Regions from separate parts of the Homo sapiens genome. Here regions 1 and 3 are each linked to region 2. Evidence: chromatin loops called from intact Hi-C (ENCODE). Cell type or tissue: endothelial cell of umbilical vein. All regions are shown on one strand.

Region 1 (2,500 bases), 650 kb before region 2:
AAGCCACACCTCTTGTAAGCAGTGAGAGACTGGCAAGGATTTGATTGTTTTCCTCTTTCAATAAGGTACAGCTGTGATCTTCCAGTGGCTTCCAATTGAGCCCACAGACTGATTGCAATTAGAATCACCTGGGGGAGAATTCCGACCCTGAAGTTTTTTGGTTTCCAGCCGTAGAGATTCTGTGGCAGAACTAGAAGAGCCTGGAAATCTATTTTCAAAAAGCTCCCCAAGGGATTCTGCATGAACCAACTTTGGAAACAATTGTTGCAGGGACTATATGATTGACAGGTAAAGATCTCGTCATTAGTGATACTGGATTAAGCTCTTACATGACCTCAGTTTCAAGGCTGTGCTCACTCAAGTTACTCACTGCTCATGTAGGGAGAAAAAGGATAGCTTGATGGGCAGAACCGAGTAGTGATCCCAAAGTCGATTGGGAACACTTGGTTGGTTCTACATGGGAGAAAATTTTCTGTGCTTATGACACATTATTGTTAAGGTGAGATTTGGGGAATTGGCATAAATCCTTTTTGCATATCTAGTACAACTTCCTGCAAGCAACAACTTATTGATTGCCTAGCTGTCCCCATTTATTGTTACCCAAAATACGTAATATTAAGTGATATTAGAAAAAAACCTTCTTGGTTGCCATTTTTCTACCTCCCTCATTTCACTTTTCCACGTTCCCTTTTTGTTTTTTAAAATATTTTTTCAACTTTTTAGATACAGGAGTCACATGTGCAGATTTGTTGCATGAGTATATTGCACCCAGGTTGTGACTAGAGTCCCTAGTAGGTAGTTTTTCAGCCCACGTCTCTCCCTCCCTCTCTGGTAATCCACAGTCTTTATTGTTCTAATGTTTATGTCCATCTTTTTTTTATAGTCTATAACCATAATTTATACTTTTATTTTAGTATTCAAGAAGTATTTTTGCATTTTTACAAAGGATTTTTTCAATTTCCCTTTGAAATCTGCATGTTCTTGCTAGCTTTTAGTGTACCTGGGTTTACGCCGCACTGGTGGAATCTAATACTTGGTACAAATCAACATCCTGGGGGTTGCTAGGAAGGCCACATGCACACTTTTAGGTATAGTTGATTGACACCAGCGATGGCTTGGTGTACTTTAATGGCCTGAAAGTCACTCTCAGCAAGTGCTCAGCTTTTGACGCTCAGTGTAACACCCAAGAATGACCAGGAGATGGTGTTGTGGATCAACTTTTCTCCCACATTGAGCCGTGCAGGTGGTTTTCAGAGAACCCAAGATGATGAGATACAGGCTAATAAACTCACATTTGCAAACTAAGTAAAATATTTGAAATAAAAAATTTAACTTTAGGGATAAAGGTTGATGAACTGACTTTGCACATTGCTCTAAAGCCATCAGATCTGAACTTGACACAGAGCTTGACCTTGGAGGAGGTGTAGTTTGTTGAATATTTACTGGCAACTTTCTGCTCTTAGTAAAGAGGTCAGAGAAAGCCCTTGAGGAAGATTGGAGAGCAGTCTGAGGCTTCCTGCCACCCTAAGAGCAGCACAGAGAAGTGATTACAATATAAATGGAATTCTAAGAAATGCATATATTTTATACCGTCCTTGGCTTAATCATGAAAATGTTAGGCAAAAGTTGCTATCTACAAAATTAGCATAAGGAGAATATCTGATGCCGAGGGTCACAGGATTTTGCCCAAGTCTTTTGTGATGGCTAAGCAGTTGGCTCCCTTTCCTAGGCATTCGGAGATAATGCTAACAGACTGTTGGGTTTTCCTCTTGTGTATTTATAACCTCTTGTGTTTGTAGTTAGAATGTGGCCTGCTGGAATGGATTTTCTTTCCTATTTGCATGTAAATAACACCACCATGACCCTGTAAATTTCCCACAAGCAGTTTTAGAAATACAGTGGTGTTATCCCAGAGGTGGGGGCCCCTGCATCATTCCTAAGAGTGTCTAAGTCAATTAACCCAGTTGGTTTGATTATGGGCCTAAGACATCCAAGGTCACAGTAACCATCTGTGGCAAGATCAGTAAAGTTAGAAGAGAGAAAGCCTATGTACTCCAGGCACCAAGAGGAATGTGCCGTAACACAGGCAAAGTATGTTACTGGTAACATGGAAAGTTATTGGTAACGTGGAAAAATTGCGTGGCTCAGCAGTATCCCTCAGTGTTTAACAGAGAAGGCACTTAATGATGTCATCCTCAACGGCAGAGCCATTTATGTTTATAGAGACCTTCCTAAGAATAAAGTTGTGTGAACTCATGGTTCCTGGCTCAGTTTTATTTATGTGACTCTTTATGACTTGTGTCTTTTAAGATTTTTCTCTTTTGTTTTGCTTTTTTTTTTTCATGACAATTATGAAGAAATGGAAAGATACCTTTGTTTATTGACGTAATCAGGGAAAGGTGTAAAATTCAGTGGTGATTCTCCCACTGGGGAGCCTCTACCAGCTGCAAAATTTTAGGAACTGTGGAAAACAGGTTTTTCACCATCCATGCATGCTTTC
Region 2 (2,500 bases):
ACATGTTTTTCATTGTTGCTTCTCTAGAACACATTATGCGTGTGTGTGTGTATGTGTGTGTCTGTCATTCATGTGGCTTTGTGACTCATGTATGCTGGGTCCTCTCACTGTTTGAGGACAGCAGTGGCTCACTTGGACCATTTACTTAACTTAGGAGACCACTTTATATGGAAGATGGAGACATTTAGTTTCATGAAGGACGGAACAAAACAAAAGTTTTGAATAACGGCAGGTAGGATGTAGGTTAAAATGCAAAATGAATGCTTTAAGAATATAAGCATCGGGAGTAGAAGTTACTGAGTTGGCTATAAAATATTCTCTCAAAGACATTTTAAAGATATTTTAACCAGGCCGGGCATGATGGCTCATGCCTGTAATCCCAGCACTTTGGAGGATGAGGCGGGCAGATCACGAGGTCAGGGGTTTGAGACCAGCCTGGCCAACATAGTAAAACTCCGTCTCCACTAAATAAAAAAAAAAAAATTAGCCAGTTGTGGTGGCAGACACCTGGAATCCCAGCTATTAGGGAGGCTGAGGCAGGAGAATCACTTGAATCCGGGAGGCAGAGGTTGCAGTGAGCCAAGATAGCACCACTACACTCCAGCCTGGATGACAGAGTGAGACTCCGTCTCAAAAAAAAAAAGATAGTTTAACCACTAGATTCACATCTGTAAGAGGACAATTCAAGGGCCAGGAGACAAATGAGAAGAGTTTCATTCATTTATTGACGCTTTCAGTGTGCTAGGCACTGTTGGCTCAAAGCTGGGCAAGACACGACCTCTATCTATAGTGAACTTGCCAACTAGCAGAAAGATTATTTTAAGATTTATCTGTCAGTATCAATATTGTCATCTTATTTCACAGTCTTGGTCTTTATGACTTTTCTCTAACATTTAACCATTACCCTAACTGCTGTCATCATAATTAACATGTAAATATTTCTCAGTGCCATTGTCACTGTACAGCTACCTTCGCAAAATATTTTCTAACCACTAGTGACAGCACAATACAAAAACAGGTAAGGAGGTCTGCATTCTACAATGTTGCAGCCAGGTGTGTTGAAATGGCAGACAGCTCCCTGGGCAGCCACACAAGATTCAGATTACTAGAATCACTTGAGGTCCTGCTTCCAGGCCCAAAGTGGAAAACTGACTCTGTTACTGCCATTGGATTCCCTCGCTTCATTAATTAACTCAAAATTGCCTCTCAGTGGCAATCCAGACCTCTGTTTCTAATTTCCTTCTGTGCTGAAAAGTAAATAGGCCTAACCACATTTTCAAGCCCCTGTGCGTGGGTCTTTTGTGCTTATAGCAGACCACTATCCACTGGAAGACGTCTGGGCCACTGCCAAGTTGAGTATTCAATTTCTTTGTTGTTTTTCAGGATAACCTAGCTAACCGCAATCCCTTTCCACCATTCCTCTGCAATGTGCTTGAAATAGAGCCAAGACTCTATCCTACAAAATGCACAAGAAAAACAAAAAAGGAGGAAATAAATAAAGAAGGGGTCATGGAAAAAATCAGAGTTTGTGAATATTGCCCCATACGTATTTTCTTTTCACATTTTTCTCTCATGACTTCTCAAAAACATTCAGACCCCAAATGCCTGGTCATATTCAGGAATAACTCCAATGGCTTCCCATTCTCTCCTCCCCACCCAAGAAGATTATAGGATTATAAACATGAGGTAAATTCCTGGGATCCTATTCCTTGGGGCATATGCGCAAGCTTTTGGCTTTGGGAGGTGGGGTGTGGGGTGGCAAATGCCTAAAAGGTTTTGGATGACTATCCAAAGAGAAACAGATGGCTTTAGCACGCCTGTGCCCAACACATGATCTGTGTGACTCCTGCCCTCTCAACACCATCTCCGTGCCGCCCCCTTTCTCCCACACCCCAGACAAATAAGAACAAAAATGAGTCTCTGCACATTCAAAAGGTGAACTTTCAAGGACAAGTCTTCCCATATGGAAAGGATAATGGCATCATGCCAGAGCACGTGCAGTAAAGAAGGGCTCAGGGTGTTTCACATTTTCTCTTCCAATGGGTTCCAAACGTTCTGATGGACAATCTTATTCTTCCCCTATAAACTTTCTGCTCCATATCCCGCTATAGCTGTTAATACACTTTTCAATTTTCCTCAGGTCCCCAAATAGTGGGAACAGCACGAACATCGGCATGAAGGCAAGAAAATAGGAGGCATGTACTGGGGAGAGCAAATAGTTCAGTTGGAGAAAGGGCACATGAGGAGCAGTAGCAGCAAATAAGAATGACCAGGAGTTTGGGATCAGACACGTGGGACCATGAGTACCAGGTCAAAAGTTCAAACTTTATTTGATGATGAAGCAACATTAAACACTAAAGGTCAAGTTTCAGGAATGTAACTAATTCAGAAGAAACACAATGACACATAAAAAAAGAAATAGAGCCAAACACAAAAATTAGCAAAATATGAATGCTTCACCTCAGCGATGGATTCTTATGACTGAACACTGGGAGCCAGA
Region 3 (2,500 bases), 190 kb before region 2:
ATGCTTAGAATGGTACCTGTCACAAAATAAGTGCCAATAAATATTAGCCATTATTAATTTTGTGAGTCCTTCCAGATAGTTTACTCATATGTAAGATATATACATATATACACACACACACCTACACATACTCCTTTACCTCTCCCCCAGCCATTTTTTTTACAAATACAATTATGCACCTTGCTTTTCTCACATTTTAATTAAAAAATAAGTCCGCAAATATATTTTCTTCTGATAACCCACTATCAGCATTTCTGATGTGTGTCTTCTTGGCTTGAAGAAGGATAACTATGGTTTCCTGCTACTTTTTTTATTATTTCTTATTATTGTGATGGACATTGACGGAGAATAGCCATTCTGAGGGCAACCTGCGATAGGTAGGAATTAACAAAATCAGTCATGAAAAATGAGTGATGGTATAGATTGTGACCTTTTGAAGCTGGTTTTGGTCTCTGATCCATGTGGCTGTGGCAGCACCAAGAATTTCTGTATCAGGAAGTTGGGTACTAGCAATGATCTGACAAGAAAGTGGGGCCGGGGGATCTGTCTTAGAGTTGCATTTTCATAGAAAACATACTGTTTTCACCTGGCTTTAACACATATATGAAGTGGGGGTGTTTGCTGATGCAAGCTGTGAAGGAGAGGCATTATACCTGCCCCCCTCCCCTTTCCATCAAAGCATTCCTTGACCCTACCCCTGCCTCATGGCACTGTTGCCCTTGGCTCTACCATTTGGAGAAACAAAACAAAATGAAAACAAAACAAAAGAGAGAAACATAAGACCCATTTTCCTGATAGGCGCCCTGCCCGTAGAAGAAGAGCTGCAGCTTTGGCCCAGTCGGGAGGGTATGACAACCCCAAGTAGAGAGCTACTGAGAGAGGGAAGAGGAGAAGTAGGGGTTTTAATTGCAATTGCATTTTGATAGGAAGGGTAGTTGATCATACAACAGGTGAAGGAGGTCTTCTAGGGAGTGGGAGGGCCCAGACACTGGCTGTTAGCCAAATCCTCTCTCAGCTGCTCCCTGTGGTTTGGTGACTCAGGATTACAGAGGCATCCTGTTTCAGGGAACAAAAAGATTTTAGCTGCCAGCAGAGAGCACCACATACATTAGAATGGTAAGGACTGCCACCTCCTTCAAGAACAGGAGTGAGGGTGGTGGTGAATGGGAATGGAAGCCTGCATTCCCTGATGCATTTGTGCTCTCTCAAATCCTGTCTTAGTCTTAGGAAAGGAAGTAAAGTTTCAAGGACGGTTCCGAACTGCTTTTTGTCTCTGGGCTCAAGTTAGAGAACCTTGCAATCCTCAAAGATGTTAGGGCAGGAACAATCTGTCTTTCCAACCCCGTTTGAATGGCTTTTAGGTCACAAGTTATCCAAGAATGTCAGGGAAACTTTGCAGTTACACACCGACTCTCTGGTAAGGAAGCTCCAGAGAGACTGTGCCATGTGATGTCCCACATCAGTAGCCTGGAAGCCACAGAGTAACCCCAGACCCCTGACTCCCGGTCCCTTTGTCCTCTGAGGAGCTTCTCGGTCAGGGCCCTCATCCCAAATTCAGCCTTGTTGACCTTTTTCAAACTCAGCACTGAAAGGCTTCAAGGGCAACAGGAAGTCCCCAGGGAAGGGCAGCATCACCTTTAGGGGCTGCTGCTTTACTGGCTCTGTGCACAGAGAGTTCTGCACATGGAATGTGGACACTACATGTTTCTGAGCTGCTGCAGCTGCTCTGAACAAACGGACTCCCCCACTCCCGGGGAATCGAAACTACACAGTTTCACTCTGTCTTGTTGTGTTGTCAGCTGGCTTTCAGCATTCCCTTGTCCCCACAGAAACCTCTACATGGATCCCTTGCATGGGTGTTGTACAATGGGAGCTTTCATTCCTGCTTTGGCACCTGCAACCCTGGGTTAACAGTACCATGGAGCGGAGAAAGCGTTTACCAGAGTGCGGTGCCGCGATCCCACCCCGTGCAGCAGTTGAGCAGAGGCAAGTAGCAGGGCTATGTGTGCCTGCAGGGAAGGAGGGGAGATGAATCATGGGAGAACCATTCCCGCTGCTACCCTGAGTACTCGGAATGTCAACTACAAGTGTATTGTGTGAGGCAAAATGATACCCAATATTTACCCCTAACATATTCTGGGCTCCCAGGGGAAAACAGACCACAGAACCAAATGTACCAGCCAGGGTTCTTGGTTACAAGCCACAGAATCCATTCTTAATCAGAAGGCTGGTTCTGGAGCCAGGCTTTGAGGTCTCCATTCTGTCTTTATCTGTTACTCGCTGTAGGACCTATAAACCAATTATTCAACCACTCTGGGCTTCAGATTTTCATTCGTCAGATGAGGGCAGAAGGATTAATGCATTGAATATATGTGAACTAACTGGAGCAGGGCCTGACTCATATGAAGCATTCTGTTAACCATCATCACCATCACCACTACCACCACCACCACCATCATCATCATCATGATCATCATCATCATCAATTTATCCTCAATCA

Evidence for each region. Peaks named below come from ENCODE experiments on the same cell type or tissue, not always from the same donor. Only the 100,000 strongest peaks of a DNase experiment are listed, where the experiment ranks them.
Region 1: a loop joins it to region 2, with 9 times the contacts of the local background. A loop is called at or near these places in 3 of 110 quality-filtered maps.
Region 3: it touches region 2 in a loop (10-fold over the local background); 8 of 110 quality-filtered maps call a loop at or near these places.

Annotation. Positions count from the first base shown.
Region 1 is chr15:38,706,822-38,709,321 of GRCh38, forward strand. No RefSeq gene overlaps it. Among named protein-coding and RNA genes, the nearest start is that of LINC02694, 11 kb to the left of the region's middle. In endothelial cell of umbilical vein, a CTCF peak has its summit at 1,180 (motif pointing right); a DNase peak (open chromatin) is centred at 1,240.
Region 2 is chr15:39,361,623-39,364,122 of GRCh38, forward strand. The region is part of intron 1 of LOC105370777 (a long non-coding RNA gene); the gene reads right to left. Among named protein-coding and RNA genes, the nearest start is that of LINC02915, 110 kb to the left of the region's middle. In endothelial cell of umbilical vein, no CTCF peak of the experiment used is centred here; DNase peaks (open chromatin) are centred at 1,419 and 2,439; H3K27ac peaks cover 2,500 bases.
Region 3 is chr15:39,171,150-39,173,649 of GRCh38, forward strand. The region is part of intron 1 of LOC105370777 (a long non-coding RNA gene); the gene reads right to left. It overlaps LOC105370780 (a long non-coding RNA gene), which reads left to right and starts at 2,446. Exons shown (of 3, transcript XR_007064591.1): 1 at 2,446-2,500. RefSeq lists enhancers at 215-1,170, 1,171-2,126 and a silencer at 899-1,193. In endothelial cell of umbilical vein, a CTCF peak has its summit at 1,084 (motif pointing right); DNase peaks (open chromatin) are centred at 1,072 and 1,812; H3K27ac peaks cover 2,074 bases.